2 separate regions of the Homo sapiens genome follow, and region 2 is linked to region 1. Evidence: read pairs that join two places in POLR2A ChIA-PET (ENCODE). Cell type or tissue: PC-9. All regions are shown on one strand. Links, peaks and the distances in the headings refer to the core of each region. The heading gives the core; the rest is flanking DNA.

What was found. ChIA-PET counts read pairs that join two places held together with the same protein. Peaks named below come from ENCODE experiments on the same cell type or tissue, not always from the same donor. Only the 100,000 strongest peaks of a DNase experiment are listed, where the experiment ranks them.
Region 2: POLR2A ChIA-PET joins it to region 1 with 5 read pairs; 5 of 35 experiments call an interaction of 5 or more read pairs at or near these places.

What each region holds. Positions count from the first base shown.
Region 1 is chr12:47,266,469-47,271,847 of GRCh38, reverse strand. No RefSeq gene overlaps it. Among named protein-coding and RNA genes, the nearest start is that of PCED1B-AS1, 53 kb to the right of the region's middle. RefSeq lists enhancers at 1-1,052, 3,393-3,442. In PC-9, for the core only: no CTCF peak of the experiment used is centred there; a DNase peak (open chromatin) is centred at 397; H3K4me3 peaks cover 972 bases; H3K27ac peaks cover 3,814 bases.
Region 2 is chr12:47,367,567-47,372,945 of GRCh38, reverse strand. LINC02416 (long intergenic non-protein coding RNA 2416) reads right to left here. Exons shown (of 4, transcript NR_183615.1): 3 at 3,136-3,288; 4 at 1,106-3,056. Among named protein-coding and RNA genes, the nearest start is that of MIR4494, 6.0 kb to the right of the region's middle. In PC-9, for the core only: no CTCF peak of the experiment used is centred there; a DNase peak (open chromatin) is centred at 2,305; H3K27ac peaks cover 1,579 bases.

The sequences.
Region 1 (5,379 bases), core at 303-5,302:
TATTTAGAACAACTTACTTTGGACTTATAATTATGCTACATCTTTCAGCCCTTTTATGACTAAATTAGAACATTTAGTAATGTTTGGTGACAACTCCCACACTTTGTAAGCACCACAGAAAAAATATAATTTATTTAATTGGTTTTCATTTGGAAGGGAAATAACCCCATTTCAAGCATCTCAGTGTTAGAAAAGACACTGTATATTCCCCACAAAAATACACAGATGCTCATACATTTGGGGAATTAACATATATCTTCCACAAGGAAACTTAGGAAGGTTATTTCATCATTAATTTACAGCCATTCCTTTTACCTACATATTTTTGCAGAATCACTATTAGTCACCTCCTCTTTCCATCACGTATTCTTTACAGAAGCCCTGAACTTCAGACAGAGACGAGGCTGTTAAATTCTTGTGGGTTTCCAGTGCCACCACAGACAGACTAAATGGCATAATTCATTCAGTAAGTATTTAAGGAGTGCCTACCCTATGCCAGGTCTGTGCTGGGCACTGGGATTCTGAGATGAACTAAATATGGTCCTTTCTTCAAAGTGTTCATAACTTAAAGGCAGAGACAAAGAAGAAAATGCACAATTAAAATTCTGTAGAGAAGAGGGGACTCAGAAGGGCATCTAACTTGGCCAGGATGAGAGAATAGGGGTGAAGCAGGGCAACTGAGAAATATTACCAAGAGTAAGTGACTCTTGAGTGGGTAAAGGGGAGAGAGGAGCTTCATGCAGCGATACCCCCCATTCAAAGGCATGAAGGCAGGAGAAGGCTCCCCTGAGTCAGTGGTAGCCATTAGTTCGGGGTTGGGGAAAAGAGGTGAAGAGATTCAGACTAAGAAGTTAGGTACAGAATAGATGGTGCTGGGCTTTGCACTTGAGCTTCACACTGAAGGCAGTAGGGAGCCCATGAAAGATTCTGCATTTTCTCTGGTTTGTGATCCAGGAGGGGTAGACAGGAGCTGGACAGAGGGCAGTCTATGCCAGATAAACCTGGACCAGGATCAAGGCAGAGCATTGCAGAGGAAAGGACAGATATGAGTAGCCATTTAAGGTGAATCAAATATGTTTTGTTTTGTTTGTTTGTTTGTTTGAGACGGAGTCTCGCTCTGTCGCCCAGGCTGGAGTGCAGTGCGTGATCTTGGCTCATTGCAAGCTCTGCCTCCCGGGTTCACGCCATTCTCCCTCCTCAGCCTCCCGAGTAGCTGGGATTACAGGCACCCGCCACCACGCTTGGCTAATTTTGTTTTTGTATTTTTAGTAGAAATGGGGTTTCACTGTGTTAGCCAGGATGTTCTCGATCTCCTGACCTCGTGATCTGCCCGCCTGGGCCTCCCAAAGTGCTGGGATTACAGGCGTGAGCCACCGCGCCTGGCCGATCAAATATGTTTTAAATGTAGATAATCTTACTTGCAGGGAAGCCCAGGCAGAAAAACTGGAGAAAAGAAAAACATGCCTCATTCCCTTCCTATGACATCCTGTTGTGTCTGAGCTTTATTACTACAAGGTGGGGACACAGACTTTTCTAATGATAGTGGGCTATTTAGCACTTAACTTTAATCAGACCTGGTGCTGAGGCACTTTACATGGAAGGGGATCAGAATATGCCACCCCAAAATATGCCACTTTAGTGTAAGGATTATTTTCAGCTGGAAGCAATTGAGAATCAACAGATGCAGAAAGAGTTCTTTCCTCTCCCCTTATCTGACTAAAAGCAGGGCACAAATTTGCCTTTGTGAAGGTGTTTCCTCTGTGCCAGTAAGGGAAGAACAACCCATCACCAGAGTCTAACCACTTCTTTGAGTTTCACTCCTTTTTTGTGAACTCCTGTGCATGTAAATATTAATAAAAATTTTGTGTCTGCTCTTTTGTTAGTCTGTCTTTTGTTAGGTTAATTTGCACGCCCCCAGCAAAAGAAGAGAGTAGAGGAAAAATTTTTCCTCCCCAACAACATACATCATCTCACTGAACCCTTATCCCTCTTAGTGCGGAAGGTACATACCCCATTTTTTAGATCCAAAAACAAAACTAAGGGATGTTAAGGGGCTGGTCCAAGGTCACGTAGCTAACAGGTGGCAGAGCTGGGATTTGTACCCATGCCTACACGACCACACAGCCTGAACATCCAGCAACTATCCTGCAATTCCAGTGTGTAGGAAACACAGTCTAACAGAGTTAGCAGACAGGGATTGGAGCAGCGTAAAATCCATATTCTAATTCTAGCCCCATTACTATCAACAAAATATTAATCATGTAAATATTTGTGTTGTTCTTTATAGTTCTGATAATAAAGTCATTGCTTCAGTGGTATGACCTTGAGTAAATCGTGTAACCCATCTGTGTCTTAATGTTTTCCCATGAATCAGCACATGGCTTTTAAATTCTTACTATGTTTTAAGTCCTATTCTAATTGGAAGACTGTAATCTTTTATTTTGTTTGAAATAAAATAGCAATGATTTTCACCCTCTTTGTGAGCCCACAAACAAAACAGTAGATATTTAAATTCTGTGGTTACAAGAAAATAAAACAGAAAGAAGTCCTTTCAGTTCTGCTAAATGCAAAATGAACATATATGCAGGCCAGGTGGGGAAGAGATGGGCTGCATTTTTGTCTTGGGCATTAACCAATGTAACTAAGTGGTCAATTGCTATAATTTGAAACAGGAAGGGAAGCAGAAGAACTCCTGTTGATGCTGTTATTTTAAGTAGGTGCATGGTCTATCCTTATCTGGGTAACTTGACTGTCTCAGGCTTGACTAAGCTGCAAGTTCCAAGTTGGTCATATTAACACTGTTTACCTAATCTCAAAGCTCTGAGTGGTCACCGAGGGAGTCCCTAGGAGAGTCATTGTTGATAGAGAGGGTGAGGAGGGAGTAAACTGTAGTTCCCCAGGCTTTTGGACAAGGCTTTTGTTGAGGGGATTCAGAGAATGGTGGGAGCAGAAGAGAGCCAGTGGAATGGAGACAGAGCTGAGGTGGGGAAGAAAGATGGAGCAAGACATAGCAGCTGCTGGCCAGGCACGGTAGCTCATGACTGTAATCCCAGCACTTTGCGAGGCCAAGGCAGGTGGATCACCTGAGATCAGCAGTCCGAGACCAGCCTGGCCAACATGGTGAAACCCCGTATCTACTAAAAATACAAAAAAACTAGCTGGGCGTGGCGGCGGGCGCCTGTAAACCCAGCTACTTGGGAGGCTGAGACAGGAAGAGGTTGCAGTGAGCCAAGATTGCGCCATTGCACTCCAGCTTGGGCGACAAGAGTGAAACTCCATCGCAAAAAAATAAAACAAACAAACAAAACGACATAGCAGCTGCTGCAGGAGAGAAATTTCAAAAAGTGGTGATGAGACATTTAGAAAGGTTTGGGTGTATGATATGTAAATTTCTCTTTCGTCTACAAACAAAATTGCAACAAAACTCTGCCTGGTTAAATGTTGTGCTGGTTATTTGACTGTTTGCCTCCAGATCCATCCTTTGTGTCTGCTCTGTATGTCTGACTGTTGCAAGCTATGATACCCAGGCTCTCTTGACCACCTGTTTTAGCCTCACTTAACCAGCGAGAGGTACTGTTGGAGATTGGAGGTTGGGAGGAAAGGGGAAGCCAAAGTATTTCTTGTCCTCTTTTTCTGCCATGGGAGGCATATCTGGCAGTAGCTGCCCTCCTCTGTGGCTCCAGCTCTTGCCTGAATATTTCTGTTATAATGCTAGTGTCTATCAAGGGACCCCCAGATCCTTCCTTTGTCTCTCCAGTCTTAAGGGTGGGTGGTGGCTTCCCACTTGCTAATCTTTGGGATGCCTCATCTACCCTAGTGACTATTTTAGCTCCTCTAACACCTTTATAATTAATTCTTCGTATTTAATATCTTCTATTTAATAACCTGATGGGACCCTGATCAATACAGAGGAGACGTACCTTTTTTCCTCTCCTGGTTTCTATAACGAGGGAGTTCTCCAAGCACATGTTTTGTTTCCCTTAGCCCTTTTATTCATCCCACCCCTAGGGCTCTGGAGTGAGTAATTGGATGGTAATTTTGGAAGAATCGCTGAGCATGTTGGGTCAGCTTTGCTGCTTCCTATTAGGAGTGGGCATTCCAAGAATGCACAGTATCTCTCTGTATTGCAAGTCTTGCCTGGGCAGGCCTGCTCTAGCCTAGCAAATGCCTGACTATGGGCAAGTCTGTCTGATTTTAGCCCACTTGACCACCAGACCTAAAACCTAGTCTTCTAGCCTGGCCTCTGCCGGTAACAAAGGTGATCCCCATTTGCTCTACCTTTGTTTTATTTCTTCAACTTGTTCAGGATGCAAGTGAGCAAGAAGAGTGCCATTTATTGTGGCTCCCTCCTTCAGAGACTTTAACATTATTCATCAATTCTTTCGGAACTGGATTTATGATTTTTTAAATATGCTATAGTAACAGAGAAGGCCTAAAGGTAGGGGTGTGTGGACTGAGCTGGTGAGACAATGCTTCCCTCCTTAGCAATTTCTGGGACTCGCCAGTTGATCCCACATGTGTCCATGGATCAGCCCTGCTTATTGCTTACTTCCCAACTGCACTCTGTCTCACCTAACAGGACTACAGTGGTGCCATTGAGCTAGAATATTATTCTCAATGGCCAGATGCTTTAACCAAAATTAATGTCTGCTCATGCAGTTGGAATCCTACCATATGATGTTGCTGTTGGAAGTAAAGGCCTGCTGTACTTCAGTGTCAGTAAGATTGACTTCCAGTTGTTTCCTTATGATTCCTGAAACCACTGTCATCCCTAGCTCCCAAGGCAAGACCTTCCTCCCTCGTGCAGAATTCTTCCATGGTCATCCCCATCATTCTTCCTGTAATCTGGCTGCTTTGGAACCACCTGGCATGATTTGAACACAAGCATACATGTCTAGTCCCCTCAGATGTATGTGGTTCAGATTTTTTCTCCCTAGGAGCGCCTCAGATTCTATATAACTCAGGGGCTCAACGTATATACCAGGGGAGGGTTGTCCCTACACTGCGCTCTCCAGAAGCATCAAGTCTCAGCTATAACCTCGTGTCTATATATATATATATATATAGTATATATATTTTGTTTTTTTGAGACAGAGTTTCACTCTTGTTGCCCAAGCTGGAGTGCGATGGCGCAATCTCAGCTCACTGCAACCTCCACCTCCCAGGTTCAAGCGATTCTCCTGCATCAGCCTCCCAAGTAGCTGGGATTACAGGCACGTGCCACCATGCCCAGCTAATTTTTTTGTATTTTTAGTAGAAATGGAGTTTCACCATGTTAGCCAGGTGGCCAAGATCACGCCATTGCACTCCAGCCTGAGCAACAAAAGTGAAACTCTGTCTCAAAAAAAAAAAAAGGCATATTTCTTCAGTTGTATTTGA
Region 2 (5,379 bases), core at 237-5,236, 100 kb before region 1:
AATTTTTTGAATTTATTAAGACTTGGTTTATAGTTGAGCATGTAGTTGTTCTTGGAGTGTGTTCATATGCAGATGAGAAGACTATACTCTGTTGTCAGTGGGTGGAGTATTCTATAGATGTCTATTAGGTACAATTTGGTCAAGTGTTGAATTTAAGTCCAGAATTTCTGTGTTCGCTTTCTGCCTCAGTGATCTGTCTAACACTACCAATGAGGTTTGTGGTAGTGGAGGTGATAATTCTTATAAAATAGATGATAAAGGTGATAAAGAGGTTGCCCAAAAAACTCTGAGAAGTCAAATTCTCAGCATAAGAATGAAGAGAACTGAGATAAGCTTAGAAAAATTATAATAGTTTTGATGAATCCTTAGAGTGTATTGTTCTGATTCATGATCTTCCAGCATTAGTGCCCATCAGCCTGGTAGCCCTCAGCAAGTCTGCTACTTCCCGTTAAAGCAGCAGTGGTGTGATTACTACTAACAGTATTACTAGTTTTTATTATGATGACAATGCTAGAACCCATCAGCTGCTGTGTTAAGGGCTTTATATACATCAACATTTCAAATTCTGACAACAATCTTGTGACTATCATCACTCCTATTTAATAGAACACAATGATGAAGCCCAAAGAGGTTAAACAGTGGGCCCACATTTTCCAGTACAGACTAACAGAGCTGATTTGAAGTCTTGGGGGGTGGTTGATCAAGAAAGGAAGCCACCGTATCCTACGTGACACTGGCCTTGTATGGAAGTACCCAACAGTGCTGTGAAGGCCTTCCTCCTCTCCCAGTCTCCTTCTGGACTTGCGCTTTCATCACTTAAAACTCTATTTTTTTACATTGCCAAATGCTCTTCATTCTGTCAGAGGAAGCATATTTAGCTATGATCAATCTGCTTTCATTAAATCTTTAGTGATGCTGAGGGAAACGAAAAACTACTTGAAGCAGACATCAGGGACCTGGGCATCTAAACAGGCTCTATTTCTTACTTGCTTTGTCATCTGAGGCCACATGGTTTCCCCTTCTCCCATTTTGGTTTCCTCATCGGGAAGCAGGAATAAATGTTTTCTTTGCAGTGTAGTTGTGAAGTACCATTGATTCAATGGATCTAAAAGTTCTCTGTAAAAAGTAAATTCTCATAAAAAGACAAAATATTCTTTGTTCTTGGGTTAAAAGATTATTTTTAGTTTGTTATAACCAAGTCAATACTAGTACACATCATTATTATCCTCATACATGAAAATAAGAAAAAAATCCACAGTCTCTTCATGCAGAAATAGCAGTTAACACTTTAGTGTAGATCCTCCCAGAACTTTTATTAAAATGAAAAATACTCGGCCAGGCACAGTGGCTCATGCCTGTAATCCCAGCACTTTGGGAGGCCGAGGCAGGCGGATCACAAGGTCAGGAGATCGAGCCCATCCTGGCTAACACGGTGAAACCCTGTCTCCACTAAAAATACAAAAAAATTAGCCGGGCGTGGTGGCGGTCGCCTGTAGTCCCAGCTACTCGGGAGGCTGAGGCAGGAGAATGGAGTGAACCCAGGAGATGGAGCTTGCAGTGAGCCGAGATCATGCCACCGCACAACAGCCTGGGCGACAGAGCGATACTCCATCTCAAAACAAAAAAAAAAAGAAAAATACTCTTGCTATTGTAATTATAATTTTGCAAAAATCAGTTGTTATTGATGCTGTACTGTTCTATGCTGACAAGATGGAGAAAGGAAAGAGACTGAGGGCAGTAGGTTGACCAGGTAGGAGAAGGGGCTAAAGAGGAACAGGGGTACATTTACTCAGAAGCCACCAGACTGGTAGCTAGTTGGGTAATCAGTTAAAGCAGTTAGTCAGTTAGAGCAAAGAAACATTAAAAATGGAAAACATTTTTAATATTTTACTAAAGTAAAACATATAAATATTCTTTCATTTGACAGTATTTTGAAGGGATAAGGCCTCTTTTAAGACATGTGACATCTAATAGGAGTCATGTGTAGTCATTTAAAAAGTCAGTGGTTTTCAGTCCCAATAGCTTTAAAGTAGAGCCAGAACTGAAGGACAGTTGGGGAACAATCTGAGTTCAGAATTATTCTAGATTTAACAAAATTTTCCAATTATTTTACACTTGCCTCACCTGCATGAAACTCTAAGATTGTTTTGTATTTGCTTTGTTTTCTAAGCAACTTGTCTTTACTGTTTATGGAAAGCATTCAGTTTGGATTTTGGACAACAGCAATTCTTTCCCTCACTCATATTTCATTGCTTTACATAATTACAAAAACAAGTGCAACTGGCAAAACCAGCTCGTGGACAAACATATCTGCCTCTTGGTAAACCTAAACTGTGGAAGCAGAACTACCCCAGGGACCTTAAAACCTGACTCCCGAGGAAGCAGTCACTTTGCTTTAGGCAGTGCGTGTAACGGAGAGGAAGGCAAGCATGGGAAAAGCCAGTTTTGAGGATTTCTCATACATTGCAAAAACAACTGTGTCCATCAGGACCCTTTTGCTGCAAGTAACAGAAACCCTCACAAAAGCTGGGTTTTAAAAAAAGGGGATTTATTCAGAGATAAAGCAGTCTTCATGGTTAGTCAGGCATGGTGCCTCATGCCTTTGTAATCCCAGTGCTTTGGGAGGAAGAGGAAGGTGCATCACTTGAGGCCAAGAGTTCTAGACCAGCCTTGGCAACATAGCAAGACCCTGTCTCTACAAAAAAAATTTAAAAATTAGCCCAGTGTGGTGGCATGAACCTATAGTCCTAGCTACTTGGGAAGCTGAGGAGGAAAGATCATTTGAGCCCAGAAGTGGGAGGCTGCAGTGAGATATAATCTCACCACTGCACTCCAGCCTAGGTGACAGAGCAAGACCCTGTCTCTTAAAAAAAAAAAAAAAGAAAGAAAAAAGAAAAGAAAGAAAAAGAAAAGAAAAAAAGAAAGGCTAGTTGAATCAGTAGTTTAGCAATGTTACTGGACCCCAGATTATTTCCATTGCTCCACTCTTCATCCGCAGCATCAGCTTCCTCTTATGACTGGGGCCAACAGCTGGACATCTCGTTTCCTTTTCCTCACTGGTAGGAGAGAGAACAGGTGTCCATTTGGAATTATGTCCTTCCCTTCTGTCTGACCAGTTCAAGTTGGGTCTCATACCTGCCCCTGGACAAATTAATCATCATCATCAAAGGAATGGCATCTGGTGATTGGTTTAAAATATCAGCATCCACTTCTGGAGCTGGGAATGAGTTCGGCTTCCCATTCCTGTGAATCTCATGATTCGTGTGAACACCTGAACAAAACCGGATCCTGTGAAGGAAGAAGTGGTGAGGAAAGCATGCTCAGAGAGATGGCTACTTCACATTACTGCCTCTTGCCAGGTCTGTTTCCTCAGATGCCAGGATTGTACATTCCCAAGCCATCTTGGTCAACACGGTATCATCCACCTACTTAACTAGTCTTCCTTTAATTCAGGGTCACAAATATTGATGGGTTCTCCCAGGGCCTGGAGCCCCGCCTGCACTTCCCGGGGTTATTCCCTGGCCCATCCTACAAGGAAGCATTTTATAGCTGCTCTCCCTTCAAAGCTCCAACACCTGCTCCCCCTCCCTCATAGTCTAGCTGATGTCTTCCTCTCAAACTTCACAAAGAAGCTTCAAGCTGCAGACTAGACCTTCCCTTCATCAACTGTACCCTGCAGCTGTCTCTGCCCACGTGCTCTTTCCTAGGCCTCAGTGGGGGAGTTGGCTGCTCTCTCAGGCCAACCTTACCATCTGCTAGCTCCTGGACCCCAGCCCCCCTCACCTTCTCAGGACCTTTTCAGGCTGGCTCTGCATCCAGCCCCTCTCTCTCTAACTCCAAAGGCATACAAAGGTGCCGGAATCTTGCATCTTAAAAACCAAGTCAACCAAAGCCAAAAAAAACTCTTCCCTGACCTTCTCCCTCCTGTTACAATCTTGTTTTTTTCCATACAACATGTCTTTAAAGTGCTGTTTAGAGGCACTGTCTCCACTTTCTCAGTTCTCGTTCTCTCAATTCACTGTCATTGAGCTGTTGAACCCATCACTCCCCAAAACGGTTCTAATCAATGTGATTAATGACTTATTTTGCCAAATCTGGTCACTTGTTGCTTTTCTGACCCTATCCTTTAGCACTTTCTTCAACCTCTCACTTTCTCCTCCAGCTTCTATAGCACACCCTCTCCTAGGTGGATTTCCTTCCCCAATCACTTGCTGTTCCTCCATCTCCTCTCTTTGAGGACGGCCAAGATTGATTTGGGACCTTATTCTTTTCCCCTTCCCTCCCCTCCACTTCTCTTTCTTTTCCTCTCCCCATCCTCTTTCAATATTTACGTGGCCCAGCTTATCTGTTCAACTCCCTGTTTAAAGTCATTCCTTGCTGATGATTGGCAGGTTTACAGTTCCACTCCTGATCTGTCCACTAAGCTTCAGGCTTGTAGAGGCAGCGGGTTGCCTCTATACTCTGCTTAAAAGTCTAATAGCATCTCCACCTCATATGCCCTAAACAGAACTTTGGGTTCCTTCCACCTCTGTCCCTCAAGCTCACTTCTCCTCTAGTCTCTTTATCAACTTAGGAAATGACACCACCATCTACTACACTGTGGCTCCAGTCTCACACAGGAATCACTCTTGATTCCTCTTGTCCCGTGCTACTCCCTTCATATACTCCATCAGTGAGTGCTGTCATCTTCCCCAAGACAGCCTCAATTCATCCTCTTTTCTTTATCTCTAGCTCTAAGCTGCAATCATCTCACGGAAATACTGTGAGAACCTGGTACAATTTCTATTCTGCACAGAGACCAGAGTAATCCACAAATATTAAGTCAGATCATCTCACTCCCTTTTGTAAAAACCCTTTTGTGGCTTCCTGTTGTGGGCAGAACTAAATCAAGACAGCTTATCATGGCCTAAGAGGACTTACCGGAGCTGGTCATGACCCCTTCTGACCTCATTTGGTGAAATTGGGCCCTGGGCACACTGACCCTCTGCCTGCGAAAACGCAGGCTCATGCCCACCCAGTGTCTTTCAAGTTTCTCTGCTCCTGATTTTTACAAGATTTTATCTTTCTCATTATTAAGTTCTCAGCCTAAAGGTCACGTCCTCAGAGGCCTTTCCTGACCACCCAGTCTAAATTAGCTCCTTGCCCTCATCACTCCCTACTCTTAATTTTGTTCTACTTTTGTTCTAGAACTTAATGCTATTTTGATTATCTTCCCATCCATTTCTAGACTGTAACCACCGGGGAGGCAGAATACTTTATCTTGTTTACTATTGTTAAATGAAATTTATGGGAGACTATTGTTTTGGACTGGGCTCCTGAACTAGGCCCAGCAGACCAGAATGGAGTCATTCATGTTAAATGCCACATAATCAAACTGAA